2 separate regions of the Mus musculus genome follow, and region 2 is linked to region 1. A link is a loop called in an ENCODE intact Hi-C map of the cell type or tissue named here. Cell type or tissue: gastrocnemius. All regions are shown on one strand. Links, peaks and the distances in the headings refer to the core of each region. The heading gives the core; the rest is flanking DNA.

Region 1 (11,294 bases), core at 1,119-9,118:
AGTCCTGGGACTCTGTAGACTAGACCATGCTGGCCTTGAACTCAGAGATTCACCTGCATCTGCCTCCTAAGTGCTAGGATTAAAGGTGTGCACCACCACTGCCTGGCAACAATAAGTATTTTCATAGCTTGTTTTTTGTTTTTGTTTGTTTGTTTGGTTTGATTTGGTTTTTGGGTTTTCTAAGCTAAAATATATATGTAGCCTTGGTTGTCCTAGAACTCACTCTGTATCCCAGGCTGGCCTCAGATCCACAGAGATCTGCCTGCCTCTGCCTCCCGATTAAAGGATTAAAGACCTGTGCCGCCACCACCACCCACATTGTCCAGCTTAAGTAGACATTTCTACATTTAACCTTTTGAGGATCTTCCAGGCAGTATTAAATACTATGAGGCTCTACCATTTCACGCTATCACAGCAATGCCAAGGGCTCCATTTCTCTGCACTCTCAATGGCATGTCCTTTTTATTTATGTATTTATTCTGCCCGTTTTGCCATCTGTGAAGTGGTAGCATTGTGGTTTTGAGTTGTTTGTTCTGTGACTAGTGATACTCAGCTTCTTTCCACCCTGCACCCCCAAGCCGGGTCAATTTACATATCTTCATTGGAGCTGGTTTTTATTCAGATCCTCTATCCTCAAGTGGATTTGCTTCTGGAGGCGTGTGTGTGTGTGTGTGTGTGTGTGTGTGTGTGTGTGTGTACATGGGCACGTGCTTCATTAGTTTTCGTACCATCAGTTTATTGTAAGAGGGAGGCATGGAAACTTATTTACAAGATGAAAGATTTCAGAAAGTCAGCAGAATGAGCAGTTTCCTAGGATGCCATTTCAACAGTGATGTCTGCCTGAATACTGTCAAACAATGTCCCTGCTCTAAACAGGAAATCTTCCTTGTAGGGCTGACCAGGTAGCTCAGCCCGTATAGGTGATTGTTGCCAAACCTAAAGGCCCTAGTTTAATCCCCAGGAACCACGTAATGGAAGGAATTAATTGGCTCCTGCAAACTGTCTTTAGACTTCTATTTGTGCACCAAGTGGCATACAATGCTCCCCCCGCCTACCCCCCCAAAAAAAACCCAAATAAATGTTATTATAAATTATCCTCTAGACATTCTCTGGTGCCTCTCTGTTCTGGGAGAAATTTGTCTTCAGCTGTCTCACTAACAGGTTAGCTTCACTGTTACAATGTTGCTTTACTTTCGCGACAATTTCCCAGGTCTCACAAGCCCACTTGGCTACAGTTTCTGTTGTACTGTTTTCAGCCAAACAGAGAAGAAACTTTGTAACCACTCACGCGGTCACTCAACTCTGCTGCCCCGCCCCTGCCCCAGACACCTGCCGTTTGTGGCGCCCAGGTGTTGAGTTCTCTGAGTTCCTTGTAAAAACCCTGCTATGAATCCCTTATCAGATACTAGATTTGCAAATACCGTCTCTCTTCTGTGGGTTTCTTTTTCAAACGTTCTATATTTTGATGGAGTCCAGTTTGTGCCCCCCTCCGCTTTGATTGCTTGTGCATGGTAAACCTTTGCCTGATTTCTGCCGCCCCAGCAGTGGACTCCTCTGCCCTCTCTCCTTTCCAACCTTAGGCCAAGACTGCCCTTGAGTCCTCAGAGCCCGATGCGCTGCGACCTCTTCCGGTAGCCTCGGGTATTGCAGACCCTGCCTTCCCATCCTTGGAGGTGGGGCCTGGCCACCTGCCCGAGCCTGTCCATCCATAACAGGGCTGCCCAGCTCAGGGCCATTCAGATTAGGACTTGACAAAGTGGCCTCTGTGCTCCTAGATGGGAAAGAAAAGAAGCAGTGTGAACTCTCTAAGACACCCCCAGGCCACCCCCCAGTTTCAAATATCAACCTCATATCACCCTTAGTAGATAAATAAGGATTTATGTCCCCATTCTACAGAGGAAGAAGCTAAAGGCTCAAAAAAGTTAAATGCCTAAGGTCCCAGAAGTAGTGGATGGTGAAGGAGTCATTCATTTATTCACTCAGTGAACATTTTTTGTGATTAGAAAACAGACACCATCCGAATGAGAATTCTTGGCTGAGGAGTGTCAGAAGGAGTCTAGGTCAGTGCCTGAGGCCATTGACATGTGGCGCCACATTTCTACAACAGATAGCTGGGAACTAAAGGCTGAGAAAACTAGAAGAGGAGACTGTGGGCCTCCTGGTCCTACCCCAGTGAGTAGGACCTGCAGGGTCAGGTCAGGTGGCCCTGAAAAACAGGTAGAAGCCCTCAGGAAGGATGCAAAAATTCAGGAGTGTGAGCAAGGCCTTCCGTTCATCCGTGCACATGGAAAGAACATTTCTCTGTGTGTTTGACTCACACATTTGCACAGAGACACTCCGGGAAGAAACAGACCTGAATTCAAAAATAAGCGTGCTTGCCTGGGAGAGTTGGGGGCTGAGCAGGTGGAGTCATTTTAGAATCCAAACAGTCACTTGATATGGCTATTCCAAAAATGAAGTTGAAACGGAGGATGCCGAACACATCCTGCAACTGGTGACAGGCAAGGCTCAGTGAGAACACCGAAAACCATCAAGATGGACGCTCTGCGTGGGCGGACCGTGTGCCACGAGAATTCTACTGCAACTTGTCTATTAGAGAAAAAGGAAGAGGTGGGGGCATGGCTCAGTGGTAGAGCACCTGATTAAAAGCCCCCACCCCTGGTAGTGAGGGGTTGGGTTGCCTTGGCATTAGGGCATCTGCCTAGCACCGCACCCAGTGAGGAGCACCTGCCAAGAATCACCCAGTGAGGGCCTTGGGGTGTGTTTCAGCAGAGAATGCTTGTTTAGTATTCAGGAGGCCCTGGGTCCCCAATACTGCAAAAAGAAAAAAGAAGGGAAAAAGAGATAAGGGAGTGGAAGGAAGAGGAGTGGAGGAGGAAAAAAAGGAGAGGGGAGGTCTGTTGGGCTGAGCGCTGTTTAATGGGACACTTGAGGCAGATGGCACAAGCAATGGGTGTCTACAGTGTGATGGGGTCAGAGACCTGCAGAAGGATGGATTCGCTTGACCTTGCACAAACCAGGGCACTCAAGTGTCAGTTGGTGCGGAACCCCTGCAGACCACTGCTGAGCACAAAAGGAGCTCTCCAGATCTGAAGTTCTAAGGCAGAAGACATTTTGAACTTGCTCCCAGTGATGGTATTTCTGGGCCCACTTAGTGAACCACTGGCCTCCATAGCCTCTGGTCACACTGGGGACCTCAGGAACAAGAAGACAGTTTCACAATAGACCACTGAATTTCAGGCTGTATAATTGGGCTATACTGTGTAAGGTTCAGACGTTACTAGAACTGGCTAAATAAAATACAGGTCTGTGTCATAGAGGTGGCTCAATGGCCATTTCATCCTTCCTGAGACCCAAAAAAACCTCAACTTTTGGTTGAAAACAACTGCAATAGAAACTGCCATCTCCCAAATTCTCTTGTAGCTAGGTAGAGCTGCCCAAGGCCAGTCTGGCCATTGGATGTAAGTAAGGGCATCTAGAAAGTTCCAGAAAGCTCCAAGAGTATGTGTGTGTGGGGGAGTGCCTTTCTTTTTCTCATTCCTTGTTGCTGGCTGAGCTGAAAGCTAGATGTCTGGAACACAAGCATCTCTGTGGGGGCAGGAAGTGGGGTTATCTCCTGAGACTAGCCAAGGAGGAAGAGAGGAAAGTGAGTTCCTAAGGGTGTGCTATTCCCACCCCCAGCCTTTCCTGAACCTCAGCGTGGTTTTTAATGCTCAGGAAGAAATGTCTTATTAAGAACTGGTGCTTCACTTTTTGTGGTACTCACAGTCACACTGGGCCCTGAATGGCAAAATGTATGCAGTGCCTGCCCTGGGGCCTGGCACATATAAGATGCCAACTGAGCATCTGACCAAGTCACACAGCTATGACCAGAACTAGAAAGGGCTGGATCTAGACGGCATCTTTAGGACTCCTGTGAGGCTGGGAAACAAAGAGACAAGGAAAATTAAAAATCCTACACAGCCCCCGCTGTAGCCCGGGGCCCGAGGGGTCATGAGCTACCAACCTTCAAAGGCCACGCTGCCCACACAATGATCGTCCCAGCTGGCACAGGGCATCACCTAACAAGAAGCCATGTGTCAGCCGCACGCCTCTCTGACCACACGGTCTGCCCATTGCATGCGTTTTTCCTCTGGGTGATGTGTGCACCAGCTCTCTTTTCCTGGCCATCTGCTGTTTGGGTGGCAGGCAAGCCCTCTAGGTGCCAACAGAATGGCAGCCAGTGACAGGAACAGCTCCACAGGAAAATGGGGCTGTGTGTGGGAGGCCCAAATGTTGGACTACAGCCTACAGGGTGGACAGGGTGCCAGGTATGGGAACTGGTATCGTCAGCATCCCAGCCCAGGGTCTGACTGAGCCTTAGTCTCCAGATCCCAGAGTGAGTACTTCTATATGGGAATGTTTATGGGAGAACTGAGAGTGGAGAGACATTTGAGAGGTGGGGCGGGAGTGAGGACCACTAAAGTCACAGTCAATGTCACCCCAGCCTAGCACCAGCAAACTTCTAAGCACGTATGCAGGCTCTGGAGGGCTCCATTTCCGGTCATTCTGAGCTTCACTCTGTCCTAACACTGAGCAGGTGCCAGGGGGTGACCCTTACCCTCCCCCCACCCCCACCCCCCATCATCTCTTCACTCACTGGGTAGCATGTTGTATCTGCCCCTGTGCATGACATAATCAAGACATGGGTAGAACTCACTTGGCCATCAGCAGATGACGAGGTAAGCGACTTACTTGTCTATCCACATTCTATTCAACCCTGAAAAGGAAGGAAGTCCAGACTCTGACATGCTATGTGGACACTGTGGGGGTTGGGAAAAAGAAGTCAGTTCCAGGAGAACCACACGGTGTGTAGCTTTACTGAAATGAGGTCTCTAGAGTGGTCAGAACCAGGGAAACAAAATAAGCAGATTGGGGCTGTTGCCAGCTTTTAGTTTATGGGAAAATGAAAGGGTCTAGAGATTTGTAGCATCGCTGAGCACGAAAGGCCTGGGAAAGGTCCCAGCCAGGAGCACAGAGGAGCCCGGCGTCCCACAGCGTCTCAGCGCCCTCTGCTGGTCAAGTCTGGTGAAGCGCTCAGCGGGAAGAACTGCAGTACCTTGGAGCCTGAAGGCCAGCAGGGGATTAGAGGCCTCTGAAAAGTGCAACCCTGAAATGTGGTTAACTGGACTTCATGAAATTGGGTTATCAGAAGCCACCATTAAGAAAATGAGAGAAGGGCTGGAGAGATGGGCTTAGCGGTTAAGAGCACTGACTGCTCTTTCAGAGGTCCTGAGTTCAACTCCCAGCAACCACATGGTGGCTCACAACCATCTATAATGGGATCTGATGCCCTCTTCTGGTGTGTCTGAAGACGGCAACCGTGTTCTCATACATTAAATGAATAAATAAACCTTTAAAAAGAAAAAAAAAAAAAGGAAACAGAGAAGACAGGCAAGCGGGATGTGGGTCTCAGCCTCTTAGGAAGGGAGGGGTGAGATGCTGGGGTACAGGACGGGGAAAAAGATTTATAAAACATGTATCAGAAAAAGATATGTCAATAATATAAAGACTTGAAAAAAACAACACAGAAAAGATGAAAAACTAAGTTTTTAGATTTAGAAACCACAAAGAGATGTGAAAGTCAGGCCTGTGGCAAACACCTGGAATCCCAGCCTCTCCATAGAGAGCAGGAGAGTTGTGAGCTCAAGAGCAACCTGGACAACCTGATGAGAACTGCCTCAACATAAGGGTGGCCCTTGTCTAGCATGTATCTGACCCTCTGTTCGATCCCTAGTACCAAACCAAGGAAAGGGATGGGGGAGGGGGAGAAGAGGAAGAGGAGAAGGAGGTAGAGAAAGAGGAGAAAGAGGAGCTACAGCAGATTTAAGAACAGCTAGTGGGGGCTGAGAGGTAACTCGGGTTAAAAGCACTGGCTGCTCTTCCAGAAGACCCAGGTTCAATCCCCAGCACCCACATGTCTGCTTACAAACCATCTCTAACTCTAGTTCCAGGGCATCCAATGCCTCCTCTTGGGATCTAAAGGCACCAGGAATGCACATGTTGCAAAACAACCAAATACAAAACAACCAAATACAGCAGCTAGTCCACGCTCTGCCTCAAGCGTCTCCCGGGGAGAAGAAGGGCTCGTGCAGAGTATAACTGCACAGTCTCCCATCTGCATCTGATCCTTCCCCTCAGCTACCTGGGTAGAGCTGCGGGCTGGCAGAGGCAGAACTCCACCCGACCCCCGACTCCCCACCCAGCCTGTCTCTTTGAGTCCTTCACAGGATGCTGTGATGGCTGGCATTCTGTCACCACCTGCAGCCCCAGGGCAGAAGGGAACCGAGGGAACACACATTCCCTCAGGATTGGCTGGGGTCTCACAGAGGCTGCAGTCCAGATGGTGTTGGGCTGGGGTTCTGCCTTCCAGGTGAATCTTGCTTAGGATAAGTTGGTCCTGCTATGCATTCACATGGGTGCCTCCCGGGGCTTCTTGAGTCACCTCTGCTGTGACATGTCGGCCACACAAACCAGCCCTAAGTTACTCCAAGAAACGATCCCACTAGATCTGAGTATAGGAGCAAGGACCACCAGCCACCGAGTCAAGAATCGGCTTTTTAGAAATTAATTATTGAGGCTGGAGAGATAGCTCGGTGGTTAAGAGCACTGACTGCTCTTCCAGAGATCCTGAGTTCAATTCTCAACAACCACATGGTGGCTCACAACCATCTGTAACGGGATCCGATGCCCTCTTCTGGTGTGTCTGAAGACAGCTACAGTGTACTCACATACATTACATAAATAAATAAATACATCTTTTTTTTTTTAAAGAAATTCTTTAATCAGCTAAAGACGTGCACAGTCAGCTACTAGAAGTTAGCTCCATCATTTTTAGAAGACATGATGAAAAGAGACAGTAACAGTGACAATCAGGTTGGATAAGCCATGGAGTGACCATAAAATAGAATAAAATAGAGTTGTCTATGGTTGTATGCCACAAAATAATGTTTTGACATGTGAGGTCACCACGGTGCCTGTATTCCTAGCATCCATCTGAGAGACTGAAGCCAGGGGATTGGAAATCAGCTTTGGCTACACAGTGAGAGCCTGTCTCAAAAAATAAATGTTATGGCTTGGAAAGATGCGGCCACAGAACATGGTTTAAGGAGAAAGTGGCACAGATGGAAAGATTCTTGTGTTGCAACGGATCCTCATCGGAAGGCACCGGAAACAGATGAGAAGACATGCTTCCGGGTTTGGTGGCAGATCGGCAGGTGTCAGACCCTCCCCTTGCCCCGTGGGGAAGGGCTTTCTCAGCTCACCTGTCTTTCTGCATCAGCTGAAAGCAGGCAGCAGGCATTGTGGCCGGTTCCCAGCTGTGCCTACACATGTGCTCCGCTTGTGTTTCTGGGAGCTTCTGTTATCCACTGCGGGAGGAACATGTCTGGGATACTGTGGTCCCAGAAGCAGGAGGAACTACCCAAGAGCAGCAGCCAAGTGAACAAACAGACCTGGTGCACCAAAATCAGCCCCATGCTGGCCAAGGAACAGGAGTCAGACGTAAACACCACAGAGGATGTCTCCCAGGCCCAGTGGTGGTTACCGACCGAATGAGGACATTTGTTATTTCTGGGCAGGAGTAATTTTTCCCCCTCATTCACTTTGGTTTTCTATGTTTTCTAACAGAGAACATGCTTTTATAATGATAAGAAAAGAAAATAAGTACGCATCTATTTAAATCAAGCTCTGGGAAAGTTTATATAGAAGACACAGTGTGGGTGGAGCGCAGGGGAGAGGTGGTTCAGTTGGATGAAGCATTTGACTCACAAGGGTCAGGATCTGTGTTTGGATCCCCCAGAACCCATTTAAGGTCGGTGGGCTGTAGCTCTCATCTATGATTCCAGTGCTCCTATGGCGGGGTGGGAGGCAGAGATGAGAATCCCAGGAAGGTCAAGAGCCAGCTAGCCCAATGCATGCATCATGTATGTAAACATGTGTGCAACATGTATGTAAACATGTGTATAAGCATGTATGTAAACCTGTGTGTGAACATGTGTGCAACATGTATGTGAACATGTGTGCAGCATGTATGTAAACATGTGTATAAACATGTATGCCACAGACATCATTGCAAGCAAGTAAGAAGGTGAGGACCAACAAACACTCAAAGCTTTTCAAGTTCTTACTCCACTTACACCCTGTGGTTTACATATGCCCCCACAAACATAGACACATGTACTATACACACACTATACACAGAAAGAAAATACAACTTGGTGAGGTTTGGTGGCAGAAGGCTGAGGCAGGAGCGTGGTGAATTTGAGATAAGCCTAAGCTGTATAATGAGGCACCATATCAAAATAGGTAGATGGATAGATGGATAGATAGATGGTTGATAGACAGGTAGATGACACATGGACAGGTAGGATGGATGGATAGACAGACAGATAACAAGTGACGAATAGGTAGATAGATAGATAGATAGATAGATAGATAGGTTGATTGACAAACTGATAGACAGACAGACAGATGATATATTGAAAACAAACCCTTGTCCTGTCCATTCCCGGCCTCGTACAGACATTCTGGAACCCACAATAATCACAGGGGCTTAGATAGCCTGTCTTTTCTCTGCAGTCTTTTGTAAACACGTATCTATGTTGGTGCCTGGCCTCAATAGCCAGTGACTGTCACAACATCCCACTGAGTGAATACAATATATAATTCAGTGTGCTTAAGTCACTCCCACTCTTGGAAACCTAAATTATTCCTTGGTTGTTATGCCTAAGGCTACCTTGTGGGCAGAAGTTAGACTCTACACAAGCAAGTGAAGAGACCCAAACCTGGGAGATGCCTTATCACAAACCTTTGCTCATGTTAAAGAAAAAGAAATTCTGTACCAGCCAAGCCTTTAAGTTTCCAATCTCTGTTTATAACAACTCAGTGTTTTATTAATCTCTCCAAGACTGTGTCAGTATTGGTTTTAAACATACAGATGCTATATAATTCCTAACAGATGAACTGTGTTTTGGCCATGGTTGGGATCCATTCCTGGACTGCATGTGTTGGGATCTGATTGTCATCGTGTGGTACTTATTAAAAGTGGAAAGGAGGGCTGGAGAGATGGCTCAGCGGTTAAGAGCACTGACTGCTCTTCTGGAGGTTCTGAGTTCAAATCCCAGCAACCACATGGTGGCTCACAACCATCCGTAATGAGATCTGATGCCCTCTTCTGGTGTGTCTGAGACAGCTACAGTGTACTTAGATATAATAAACAAACAAACAAACAAACAAACAAATATGGAAAAGAGCCTGGGGACATAGGTCAGGTGGTTACATGCTTGCCAGGGATGCTGGTATGGATTTACAATCCCATCACTAGAAACAGGTGGATCCCTGGGTTCAGTAGCCCGCCAGCTTAGCCTACTTACAGGCCCAGGCAAATGAGAGATCTGTCTCAAAAATGATGGTGATGGTGATGATGGTGGTGGTGATGGTTCCTGAGCAATGACACCTGGTTTTGACATCTAGCCACCATAAGCATATGCACACACATGTACACATACATACATACATACATACACATAAATATGCATACACAAAAGGTACAAACGAAATCTAACCATAGTGGCTAGAGGCATGACTTCTGGGAAGTAACAATCATTCTGGAAGTTCCTCAGAGTGGAATTTCCCTCTCCCATCCCTGACTCATCTTGGTAGCTTTCTAAGGAGAGTGACCAAGAACAGAATACACACACACACACACACACACACACACACACACACTCACACACACACACACACACACACACACACACACAGACACACACACATAGTATCTGCTTCCTGCCTCCACTGATGTGATGCCCCAGCCATCTCAGAACCCTGAACCCTGCTTCTTCCCCACTTTCCAAGTCTGTGGCATCAAAGGGAACATTGCTCTTTTTTGTTTGTTTGGTTTTGTTCTTGTTTTTTTGAGACAGGTTTCTCTGTGTAGCCCTGTCTGTTCTGGAATTCACCCTGTACAGTAGGCTGGCCTCTAACTCAGAGATCCACCTGCCTCTGCCTCCTGAGAGCAGAAAATAAAGGCGTGCACCACTGCCCTACTAAAAATATCATTCTTTTTGGACGTACTCAGAGAGGCAGTAGATGTAGAAGAAATAACACAGACCAAGTTGGACGTCTAGGGAAGCTGACACCAACGGGGACTCAGAAGTCACCCTGACAGTGAGACACCAGCTCTCAGCTTAGTGAGAGGAGAGGTGAGGTGGGACAGTCCCCAGACCTAAGTGATCTGTGTCACCACTGAGCCCCAGTGTCTTATAGCAAGGGTGTGACCTGGGTTCTCCACCTCTCTCCCCTCCCTGTCTCTCATTTCTTCTCTCTTCCCCACTCCTGTTTCTATTCCCTCTCCCATCCCAGCCTAAGGTGACAGGGAGTTTCCTCCCCAGGACCAGGAATCTCACGACTGACCCCAGACGACAATTTGTTCAGCTTGAAGAAGGAGCTGGAAATCTGCCCCCCCCCCCCCCGCACCCTCCTTCCCGTGCAGGGCAGGCGAGCCCAGCCCTGCTGGTGCTCTGTGAAAGGCTATTTCTGTCCTCCCCGTGTTCACATGGAGACATGCCATCCCTGCCTATAAATGCCCCTTTGTGCTAGGAGGTTCTTATCCACTCAGGAGATGCCCAGCAACAGGCCTGCTGGGCTAGGCTCCCTGCCAACCGACGCCATCTGAGCCAAGGACAGGAAACGTGGCCTTTGGGGAGCCGCCCCAGAGGCAGCTCCGCAGAACATAGGCGACATCCGTAGACCAGATGGGCAGTGTGTTGCATCAGGCCTGCTTTGGAATCCTCCAGAGCTGCAGGGGTATATATACCTGGCTTCCTCTCTGAAAACTGTTCCTTAAGGCCTGAGATCCCAGAGCCTCCATATCCACTTCTTCAGGCCTTGTCAACTCCCAAGTCTTCTGTGAGCCCAGGGGCGAGGAAAAGAAATGAAACAGGAAGAAGCCCCGAGCTACGACCTTTCTAGTGAGCAGGCCCGTTGTGACACCAAGGTCAAAGGACAAAGGTCACACTAGCAACTAAGCTCCCTGCATCTCACCTGGCAGTCATATTTTCAGTCCGAGCAGTGACCGCGCAAGCATTGCCTGTTAACGAGGCTAAATGTCCCATTATCCTGAGATGGGCAGACTTGTCCAGGCTCCACAAACTTCCATTCAAGGTTGTCAACCTGCCTGTGTAGTATGGGATAGGGGCCTCTCCTTAGGCCTTCCCCCTTTTCAGCAAGGGAATCAAGGACAGCACTTTCAC
Region 2 (11,294 bases), core at 1,128-9,127, 510 kb before region 1:
AAATTACATTTGCCATAAAGGTAGCACGGTGTGGACCGCGGCGGCAGTGCTTTACCTTGGTGGATTATGCAAGAAACGGACACCAGGGGGCGACCTTAGAGTTAGCCTGCCACACGGATCTCCCAGCTTCCATGGACCAGCAGCAAAAAATAGCAGAGCGAGGGAGCCAATGATTTTCCAAGGTAGAGTGAGTTTTGAATCCGAAGTGCAAAGATAGAATGTGTTTCCTTCTTCTGGCCCTCACGTTGCTTATCCTCTAGGAAAGGGACACACAGGTTAAAGAGCTTAAAGTAATATCGTTTCTAACCCCACTTATTCCTGTGCAAACAGAAGGGAATAATCAGGACTGTCAGGCACAAGCCACATAGTCTAGTGTGGCAGTCTTCATTCCCTAGACAGAGATGTGGTGGGACAGGGTAGATTCAAAAAGAAAAAAGGGGTGGGGTGGGTGGTGACTTGCCCACTAGAGAGGCCAGTACTCTGGGTATCTTGAGCCATGGCATCTTAGGATAACTAGCCTGCTGTATACAAGCTGCTTCCTGGGCCCTTGCAAGCCCTCCCTGTCCAATGGTCAGGTCCTGGAACTCAGGAAATGGAAGGGCTGATGCAGCCCATCTCCACTCAGCATGAGGTAAGGCCCATGGTGCTGGGTTCAGATCCAGAAGTGAAGCATGGAGTGTGGAGTAGAGCAGTAGAGACCTCTGGTCAGCTGGGGCTTCGAGGCTGAGCCTCAGTAGCTGGGGGGTGGGGGGGTGGGGTGAAGGAAGAGTGGGTGTGGAGTCAGAAGGTAGCACTGAAGTATCCTCAAGGGACTGCTGGTTCCAAAGCCAGCCCTGCTAACTCAAGCAAATGGGCCACCACTCCTCTATGCCTTCTGGTAGTCTCCTTGCTGGCAAATTAAAGGTAAAAATGTCCATCTCAGCTAGATGTGGTGGCGCACACCTATAATTCCAGTACTTGAGATGCTGAGGTGGAAGGATCACAAGTGGGAGGTCAGCCTGGGTTAAATATTGGGGGGTGAGGGCAGCTTCCTGGAGTAGAAGATATAAGACTAGATGAGACATCACGGGAACAGGGAAGGATTCAGGGCCTTGGAGGATAGATACCTTGTTGAAAAAGCCATGCTACCTCAGGTGCTTCTGGAAGTAACTTGGACTTCATGTTACACCATGCCACCTCTGTAGAAAGCTGTCTCCTGCCTTGCCATGCCCATAGCCTTGGGTCATCCTTGCAAGCTCCTAGGTCCACCTCAGCAGCTGGACTGTGTTCCCTGAGAGCAGATAAAATGTCATTTTCTTTCCATCGGAAGCGCCAGTGAGGCAGTACATGACCAGGGAAAGAAGATACTAGATTTTCTTTCTTTAAAAAAAAAAAGTTTGACTTAGGTTGCTGCAGCAATGGCTGAGGAGGTTAAGGGCCCTTGCTGCCCTTCCAGAAGACCCAGGGTTGGTCCCTGACACCCCACTCCACATGTTGTTTCACAACTATCTGTAACTAACTTTACAGGATCAGTTCAGATCCCCAGAATCCATATTAAAAAGTTAGGAATGGAGGTGCACACCTATAGCCCCAGTGCTGGGGGGAAAGAGATGGGACATGTGGGGATCACTGTACAAGTGGTCTTGCAAACAGGGGAGCCCCCAGGTTCAATAAGAGACCCTGTCACAAAATAAGATTCAGTTAAGTAGACAAAGACACACAATATTGCCCCTAGCCTCAACGTGTATCAGATGTGTACACCATCCACAAACACACGCACACACCACACACACACACACACACACACACACCGTTTTCCCACTCCTGGCTCCCGGCAACCCCTGCTCTGTTTGTTTCCACATGCTGGCCTCAAGCGGTCTGATTTTCCCTTTCCAGAGATGTCCCCAGTGAGTCTAGTTTAGACATAATGTGACCAGCAGAGGGCAGAAGAATCCTGGAAGATGAGGGGGTGGAGCAACGAGCCCGCTTTTGAGCGAAATTTCCTGGAAAAAGTCTCAACTGGCCTCACAACTATAAAAGCCACTCTTCTGCCATATTCTTCCCCTTTGCCTAGTCCTTGCAGAATTTGTCACTTGGCAGCTGCAAAGGCTCAGGGCTTGGGAAACCCCAGCAAGTCCGGGCCACAGCCTCCTGTCCATCCATGTATCAGCAGCTGGAGAGGATTTAGATGGAACTGAGGGAGATGGGAAAGGATGTAGCCAGGGTGGGAACTCTCTCCCCTGGGGTGGCCTTCCCTGACACTGATGCTCCAAGTCACTGGGCTCTCAGAGGACTGTAAGGTCTGCCACTGAAGGGGATGGGTACCCGGGCACCCCATCACAAGGAGTGTGCAGGGTAAATGACTCGGCTCCAAAGACTTGTGTGAGACTGACTGAGGAGATGACTGTGTAGCTGGACTGACCTGTAATCCCAGGACTTGGGAGCTGGAGGAAGAGGATCAGGAGTTTAAGACTAGCCTTGGCTACATAGTACAGAATTGCCTGTGCTATATAAGACACAAACAGAGTGGGATGGAAAGGAAAAAATAAATAAAAAGAGATATCAGGAGGGAGGCACAGGCGGGTGAGTTCCTCAAGTTCAAAGCCAGCCTGGTCTACATAGGGAGACCCACCCCCACCCCCATCTCAGGAAACTTAAAAAAGGAAAGAGAATGAGACAGAGAGAGAGAGAGAGAGAGAGAGAGAGAGAGAGAGCTGCATTTTATTCAGTTAAGGGTTTGGGTATGGTATTGGTATTCCCATTTTAAACTGATGAAAATGTAGGAACATTTTAAATTGCTGGGGGGAAAAAAAACAGAGACAGGCTGAGGAGATGGCTCTTGTGACACTCAGGGTGCCACCAAACAAACAGGTGCTTCTCTCAGTGGTGAGGGGACAACTAAACACATTTTAAAGCTACAGTAACCCAGAGAGAGAGAGACAGAGACAGAGACAGAGACAGACAGAGAGAGACAGAGACAGACAGAGAGAGACAGAGACAGAGAGACAGAGACAGAGAGTTGCAGTCTGAAGATGGATTATAGCCCAAAAAATTGGTGAACGGCCATTCCCCGCCTGATTTCATAAGGTAGTCATGCTGGAAATTGAGCTCACACTTTTCAGTGGTGGGAAAAAAATCAAGATGGGAATACTGTTTCATGATGTGAAGATTGTGTCAAAGTTAAATTTCAGGGCACACAGATGAAGTTGGACTGGAGCAGAGCCACGTGACCTGAAACAGTCAACACATGACCGAAAAAGCATGAGGTTTGTACTTGTCTATATTCTTACAGTAAAAGTAAAAGGCGTTTGGTCCCTGGTGGAGGCTGTTAAGAGTGGGCAGAAACATCTTCAAGAGAGACACACCCCACCCCATCCCTCATGCCCTCATACCCCAGTCCTAGTTGGAGTCAGAGGCCTGAGGATCAGGAGCCTAGAACCCATCTCAGTAACAGCAAATTCAAATTTGAGGCCAACCTGGGCTACAATGAGACTATTTATAAACAAACAAACAAACAAACACCTGTCTCTTTGGGTTTTTGTTTGTTTGCTTGCTTGTGTTGTTTGTTCATCATTTGGGGAGAACATTTGGGGGGAGGGAGGTCCTGGGTGCTCAGTGAGGTCACCTGTGGGTATTTGTGACATGTGATCAGTTAAGCCTGGCCTTTAAGACCATTCCTGGCGCCATAGTGAATTTGAGGCCACCCAGAGCTACACAAAACTCGAACACAGAAAAATACCATGTGAGGAGAGAGGGCGGAAAAGCACAGAACATGCAGAGGTGGCAGTAGCCGATACCCTCACTACATGCCAGTTCAGAAAACAGACAGGAGCAAGGTAGCCTGGATTCATGGTAGGAGGCTGGTCTTGGGGACTTACATCTGAAGAATATGGTGGCTGTATCTTCTCCATGCCCCTGGGAGGACCCAAATCCCTTCTGAGGCAAAAGCATCACCAGAGCTGACAATGTCCTCCTGAGGGAGTGGAAGGAAAGAGCCTCGCAAAGCTGCCCAGCTCTGCTGCTCTCACCCGTTTGAGTTTCCTGACAAGCCTTGTATTTGGAGCGCTGTCAGGGAGGACCAGGGACTCCTCCCACGAATGCAGTGCAGCTAAAGAGCTCGTGGGATAGCGTCTAGATAGATTCCGGTCTGTCTCACCACCGCTGACTCCTCATGGTGCTCAGGCTAGAATGAGACCCTACCCCATAAACAAGCCAGAAACCCCTCCAAGGGCTCTGTAGATTTAATTCCTTACTAGAAGCATTAAAGATCAGGGTGTCTGCAACGGGTGCCACAGGCCTTTGTGACTGCCTCTACCTTAGCTGTTAGAAATAATGGGGGAACTATGATTTAGCGATCCCGGGCGGGCGGGGGGGGGGGGGACGACAGAAAGGCGCAAGGGATCCTGTGCTAGAGTTGGGGAGATAAGAAGAGGGAGAAATGGGTGAATGGGAAATTGAAAAAAAAAAAAAACAAAAGGAAGAGAGTAAAAAGAGGGTCGTCTTCCATCCCGACATTTCTTACTATCTTCCAGCTGCCACCACTCTGGTGCCTCTTCTTTTCTGCAGCAAAAACTTTTCTGCAAGGCCAGTCTGCGGTTTTTAAATTTAACCAGGACTTTGGCAGAATCCCGGGTGCGAGCCAGGCGGCCAGAGCGGGTGGCGGGGCACCTGCCCACAAAGGGCTTGGAAGCGTTGCCTCAAGACTGTCAGTCACCACGACGGTCATCTCTTTACCCAAAGGGACAGGAATCTTGCAGTCCCCAGCCTGCACTCTGCGCGGAGTTCAGAATCTCTGTTGGCCCGGGCTCCCAGGTTCTGCATTCGCTGTCCAGTGGAGCCACATCACCACGCGAGCCACGGAGCCGGAGCCGCAGTCAGCGACCACTGTCTTGGGAGTGACCTGGTTCTCACCTCTAGTCTGGGGTCGCACCGGAAGCCGCTAAAGGCAGGGGTGGGTGTGAAACACCAGCGAAGAATCGCCAGGAACCTTGACCATCAACAACCGGTTCCTTGGAGAGCGCTATGGATATATCTTAACTCAAAATTCCAAAGGAAATCACACATTGTTAAACAACAACCCCCAAGGACACAAAGGAACCAATCTCAAAGATCGTATCTGCAAAGGCACTGTCACGCAAAATGCATTTCGACTTCCAAGCTCCGGGAAGAGTCAGGAAAGACTCAAAACGAAAGTCCACAAGGATATCGAACTACCCATAATGAAACAGTTACAGAGACCGGCTCTCCAACGAAAGGCAACTTAGATGTGATCTGTGAGTGTGGGGACCGCGTATTTTTATAATCTCGACGGTTTTGTGTATTGAAGCCAAACTGATGACCTCTTTCTAGCAAAGTGCAGGGCGCAGACGGCAGCCTGCCCAGATCACACGTTGCCCTCCAGGTCCAGGCGATGGTCATCTGAGTTGAAACGTATTCCGTGCTGAAGGCCACCCGCCAAGGCCACCACCGCAAACCTGCCTGGAGAGGCAGGCTTAAAACACCCTAGTTGGGGCTCTCCAGGGTGTTTGTTCCTGGAAAGAAGACCCAGAGCGCTGCTCTGGGGCGAACGAACTTAGTGGGGCTTAGAGCTTACTGTAAACTGGGGACGGTTTCCGGAAAGTTGTTTGGCCCACAGAAGTTTTAAGAAATCTTCCTTCCAGACACCCGGGGTCCCAAATTCAATTTGCTGAATGAGATACAGATCGGTTGCAAGTGGGAAAGTAGACAAAAAAGAAATCTTCAAGGTTTAGGGAGGCTTGGAGGGGAGCCCCACTTAGAAGCCCCCTGAGGCTGGTGGCTGAACTGGCTTTGGGTTGCTCCATCTGCTTAGTGGCATAAGGGACTACCACTTCCCGGTTAGATTGCCTGCAGAATTCCTTCCCTCTTGGAGGTGCTTTGGAAAGAAACTGCAGCTGGAAGCGGTGCGCGTTGAAACCTCACATCCCTGCTCTGGGGTTCAGCTGTGACCCATCCCTCCCTTCTAACCTGCCACAGCCAGCTGAAGCCCCGGGGTCTTCCGGGTTCGCAAGTGGGAAATGGGACGGGTTCCGCGTACAAGGGTCCCCTCTTGGCGGAAGAAACTGCGCCAAGGATCTCCTGCGGCCTGGAGTCCTTCGTTGCTGGGCCACCCGGGAGGGTGGCTGGCCTGGGACGCTGAGGTCACCTTTTCCACCGTGCCTGCCTCTCCCAGAGCGGCCAGTTTCCGGGATTTTAGTTTAGGCGACAGGCGGGAGGCCCTGGCGGGCTTTAGGCTTAGGACTCAGTGGCTGCGCCTCTAGTGGGGACTTCCCTTCGTCCTGTGCCGTCCAAGTGGAAGGGGGAACCCCTTTCCTTGTGAACTAACCCCTTTCCAGCCAGCCAATGCAGAATTCCTAAACAAAGGATCCCTGAAGCCATTTCTTCGCAATTTTTTTTTCGCCTAAAAGGGGTTTATTCGCAGGTTTGCTTTAGGGTCCCTCTGGACTTTGAGAAGAATGTAGTTTGAAAAGGATGCGTCAGGGGCTCGAGCTTAAAGAGGGCATGGGGCATCGGGGCATAGCCTGGCTCTGAGCCTTTGGTGCCAGGCTAAGCTTTTAGTCCTTGGGGCTTCATTCCCAGCAGGCAGGAATCACTGCAGGCATTCGGCCTGGGCGGCTTGAAACAGTCCTGGCCAGCGTCCAAGGAGCTGGAGGGTGTGTGTGGGAGGGGGAGAGGCGCACCTGTGGAATGGAGTGGGGGTGGGGTCTCTTTCTAGAATTAAGACCTTCATGCCAGAAAAAAATGAGCCTCCTCTGTTCAGCTTGACCTTAAACTCCTTCCTGGCAATAAAAACAGAGCTGTTGACTGGATATCGACAATAGGAATGAGTGGTCTTGGTAGCTCAGACCCATTTCCAGGATCAACCTTGCGTTTTGGGGAAACCTGGCTGAAATTGGAAGGAAGGCGCATAGTGTTCAAATACAGGGTGGCTTCTGTCGGGATCAAAATCAGAGAAGATAGGATGGGAGCTGGCTGGGACTCCTCCCCAGTAGAACCCATTCCAAGCTATACTCCTTCCGATGCCCAAGAGGAAGTGGAGGGGCCTGATGTTGAGCCCTCCAGGGATGGACAGAGTGGAAGCAGTATAGGCAGAAAGGCCTTTGTTCTGGTATAGGTATGGTACCTAGAAAGCCGCTTCTACTCACTGGAATGCCTGAACCAGTCCTTGGATTGAGTTGTATTGAGAAAGGAGGTTGTTGGCCAAGATTCCTATGTCCTGAGTAGACACCGACTTTCCTTTCTGTTCAGTGGGAAGATGCCCATTGCCACTCTGTCTCTGATATGTGTGCGGGTGGTCTTAGTGGGTCCTGTATCACCCTTCTAAAGAGTTATTTTGGTTACCTGATTATCCCCTTTCAGGAGTCTAAAGCAACGGGAAGCCACTAAAGACTGCTTCCCTTCAGTCCTGATGGTGGTCTCCTGACTCAGAAAGTCGCTGCACATTTGGCTGAGCTGTAGCAATGAGCTTTGGGGGGGGGGGGTCTGCATCTCAGCAGAACATTTGGAAAGATGCCCTTTGTCCCCTTCCCAGGCTCAATGGTCAAAGGCTATTGGTCATTTCTTAGTGTCCCGGATGCTACAGTCCAGTAGGCTTCTGAGCCCTCCACCCCAACCCCGTCAGCAGGCAGAAGAAATTATTTCAACTTGGAGAGTTGGGATATAGTGTGATGAACTCAGTTTCCCAGCAGTGAGGGCTTAGGCTCTGTGGAGAGCATTCGTGGGAAGTAGGAGTGGCTTAAAACATGGAGTCCAGTCTAGGAAGGCTGGACAGGGTGGAGACAGAACCCAAGACTCCTGAGAGAGGCAGATAGGAAATACAGCAAGTCCTCTCCTAGCCTCCTGAGGACACCCTACCCTTCTTGCTACCCCTGAACAGCTGGCATGGGTCACCCTGGGTATAGAAAAGTCTCACCTTCCATCCCCACAAACTCCCTGGAGCCAAGAGTCAAGTCTTCCAGACTTGAGACAGCTCAGAAACTGTCAGTGCCAAGACTCAAAGAGGCACACTCAACAGAGGTTAATTTGGGGAGAGAAAAAGAGAATGATCTAACAGCCCCATCTTTAGTCCTGTGAGAGACTGGAGGCTCAGAGATGGAGCTAGGTCCCCAGACTCTCAGAGTATTCCATGATCCCCTGCCTCAAAGTTCATCCAGTGACAGTCTTTCCCCTTTTTATTCATCTGCCCTTATTCTATCCCTTGCTCTAAGTAAACATAACTCAGCCCACTAAGTCTGGTGGTTGCCAGAGAAAATGTGTCCAGGTAAGCTTAAATTAGAAATTTAGGTAAATCCTAGTTGGAGAATCTTTTTTTTTTTCTCCCAGGGTAGCTTCAGAGATTTGAGATCAAAATGGTAAACTGAGGTTGGGGTGGACAGGGAAGGGGGGGAAGTGGTGCACAGGCATGGTCACCACCCTGCGAGTTACACCCCGGTGTATTGCACTGGATCCCTACAGCATCTCGCAGACCTGGGAAAGCTGTTTAAGGCTACCCCTTTCCCAGCTTGGCTTTTGCCCCTCCTCCTCACCACCACTCCAGCCCCTCCCCATCCCACCCAGTCCGCTGGCCTTGCTGCTGTGCCCTCCCCGTGCCCTCCTGCACCTCTGGGGCTCTCTCCTCTCTACGTCTCGGCGCACTCACGTCTAAGAGGCGTCTTGGACACCTTCACATCACTGCCTAGGATCCTGCGTGGTCCTTGCTGTCTGTCTTCAGACTTTTTCACGCCTCTCATTCAAGATCCTCGGTTTGCCCATCTCCGCAGTGTCCTATCCTCAGGGCTGTCCTCTTGGGCGAGCTCTCCTCTTTTTCCCTTGGTCCCGGCCTGCGAGCCCCTATCCCGGGCTCTTTCCCTCCTTCCCTCCTCTCAACCTCCTTTCCTCCCTCCTGGGTCCCTCCCTCCGGCTGGGCCTAGTGGGTGGGGGGCGGCAGCGCGGGGCGGGGCGGGGCAGGGCGGGCGGGGCAAGGCAGTGACGCGGGGCTGGCCAGGCTAGAGGCGCGGCGGCGCGGGGCGGGGACGCAGTCCCGGGTCCGACTGGCCGAGCCCCGCGCGCCCCGCCCGCGCCCTGCGCCTCCGCCCGGCCAGCCGGCGGGGGAGGGGGCATGAGCCGGCGCCCGCGCGCCGCCGCGAGCTGCGGGCCGGCCTAGAGCCCCGCGCGGGCCCCGCGCCGGAGCTTAGCCGCCGTCGCTTCCTAGCCGCGGGCGCATCCCCGGGAGCCGCGATGCAGCGGCCAGGGGAGCCGGGAGCCGCGCGCTTCGGTCCGCCCGAGGGCTGTGCGGATCACCGACCGCATCGCTACCGCAGCTTCATGATCGAAGAGATCCTCACTGAGCCTCCGGGGCCCAAGGGCGCAGCGCCCGCGGCCGCCGCTGCCGCCGCGGGCGAGCTGCTCAAGTTCGGCGTACAGGCGCTGCTGGCCGCCCGGCCCTTCCACAGCCACCTGGGTACGTGCAGCGGCCGCCGCGCAGAGGACTGGGCTTGGCGGGCGGGTGGGAGTCGGAGACCTGGGGTTGTCCGTAATTCATCCTCTTTCTCCCCTGTTTCTGGAGCGACCTGGGATGCAGCTCAGCGCAGGCCCGAGGCACCTACCTCTCTTCGCGCACTCCAACGGGAAAGTGGAGGGTGCGAGCAATGAGCTAGGCAGAAACCAGGCCTTGTGTCCTCGCGTCAGACCAGAAGAGAGTTTGTCTTCTGCTTCAGGGCGGCTTCGAGTTTTTTCGAATCGGGTGATAGGCGAGGCCAGGAGCCAGAGACCGCATCCCTATGGTTGCTACAAAATCAATCTACCGAGCACTCTGGATCAAAATGACTTCAAACCAGGGGAAGCCTGAGTTTCGCGGTAGGGTTGGCTGGGCATAACAGTAGCTGCCCAGACTGGGAAAGCTCTGGAGAAGAGGGTCGTGTCGCATAGTGTTGGATGCCCAAGCCATCCAGGAGCCTTTCAGAACCCCGTGCTTTCCAGTCAGCAACCGACCGAGGCCTGTGCTGCGGCCAGGGTCTCCGTAGGCCTTGTTTGAGGGAAAGAGGCCTGGTTGTGATCCGCTGCCCAGTTGGTCCTTCCATCCCGAGATCTGCTGGGCTTTCGTGCGTCTTGAAGCACTTGCTCAGATCTTTTCTGTCTCCGTCTTGTCTCTTGGGAGATTGTGAGGCAGTCTGCCCTGTACTGCATCTCGGCTTAGGGCTTAGTGACTCTCTTTGGTTGACCTCCTTCCTAGCCTTTTGGTAAAGTGGATCTGTCTCCCCTCTACCTCTCCCCCTCCGCAAGATTCTCTTCCCACTTCCTGCTATGTTTTCTATGCTCCCCTTACCCTGATGGTTCTCAGCCAGGCAGATCCATCCTTTCCAGTATCTCTTTTAGGAGAAGCCTACCAGGAAAGGAAGCGTCCAATATAGACTCCAGCTCAGCTAGCGGCCTCCGGAACCGGCCCCAGATTCTGTCCAGTCTTGGTAGCAGCCAGTCCAGTTTGCCTCTTTGATGTTCATCTGGTTCACAGCCTCTCTGCTGCCGTTCACTATAAAAGGACTCTGTTGTTGGCAATTCGTTTGAAGCGGGCAAACAGCCGATTTAGGGCTAAAGAACATGGAGAGGTCTTCATGCTTCTTGGGGGGAGGGGGTCTGAACAGAGGAAACAAGAAAGACAATTTTCAGGTTCAAAGGATGCTTTGGTGACCCTTTCCTCGCCAATGTCCAAGCCTCAGCCAGTGATGTAGGTACAGCGCCCAGAAAAACAAATGCTCACATTCCACAACGTTCTTTTCCCAATGCAAAAGCTCCCCCACCCCCGCCCCCGCTTCCAAATTCACCCGTTTCTTCTTAGTTTCTCTTTTTCACGAAAGGCATACTCTATGTCCTCGGAGCAGCGAACTTGCTCTAAAGCATCCTGAAATCTCGGAGCCTACTGGCTCATGGGGACTCCAAAAAAGAGCAAAGGATGCGAGGGATACTCTTTTCTAGACTCCTCGGGATAGCTACCTGAAGGAGGGTCGCCCAGGATGCTGGGTTTAAATCCCCAGGGAGTGGCTGGTTCGGGCTCCCAAACGCAGCAAAGCGCTGTGGCGTGGGAGGCTGGAATCCAGTTCACCCAGATCTTTCTCTCTTCTCTCTCTCCCCTTCTCTCTTTGCTCTGTAGCGGTGCTGAAGGCTGAGCAGGCCGCAGTGTTCAAGTTCCCACTGGCGCCGCTCGGCTGCTCCGGGCTGGGCTCGGCGTTGTTGGCCGCCGGGCCTGGGATGCCCGGCCCCGCAGGCGCATCGCACCTGCCGCTGGAGCTGCAACTCCGCGGGAAGCTGGAAGCAGCTGGCTC

What was found. Peaks named below come from ENCODE experiments on the same cell type or tissue, not always from the same donor. Only the 100,000 strongest peaks of a DNase experiment are listed, where the experiment ranks them.
Region 2: a loop joins it to region 1, with 2.5 times the contacts of the local background. A loop is called at or near these places in 23 of 42 quality-filtered maps.

The regions. Positions count from the first base shown.
Region 1 is chr13:49,168,348-49,179,641 of GRCm38, forward strand. It overlaps Gm40943 (a long non-coding RNA gene), which reads right to left. Exons shown (of 2, transcript XR_873377.1): 2 at 1,461-1,771. Among named protein-coding and RNA genes, the nearest start is that of Gm40943, 9.8 kb to the right of the region's middle. In gastrocnemius, for the core only: CTCF peaks have their summits at 1,638 and 5,066 (motif pointing left); DNase peaks (open chromatin) are centred at 1,336, 1,645, 4,202 and 5,046; H3K27ac peaks cover 194 bases.
Region 2 is chr13:48,653,904-48,665,197 of GRCm38, forward strand. It overlaps Gm36606 (a long non-coding RNA gene), which reads right to left and starts at 8,889. Exons shown (of 4, transcript XR_382336.3): 1 at 8,636-8,889; 2 at 1,129-1,270; 3 at 56-256. Barx1 (BarH-like homeobox 1) reads left to right here and starts at 9,133. Exons shown (of 4, transcript NM_007526.4): 1 at 9,133-9,436; 2 at 11,123-11,294. The coding sequence starts at 9,214. In gastrocnemius, for the core only: a CTCF peak has its summit at 1,916 (motif pointing right); DNase peaks (open chromatin) are centred at 1,915, 4,787, 5,293, 6,118 and 1 more place; H3K4me3 peaks cover 1,713 bases.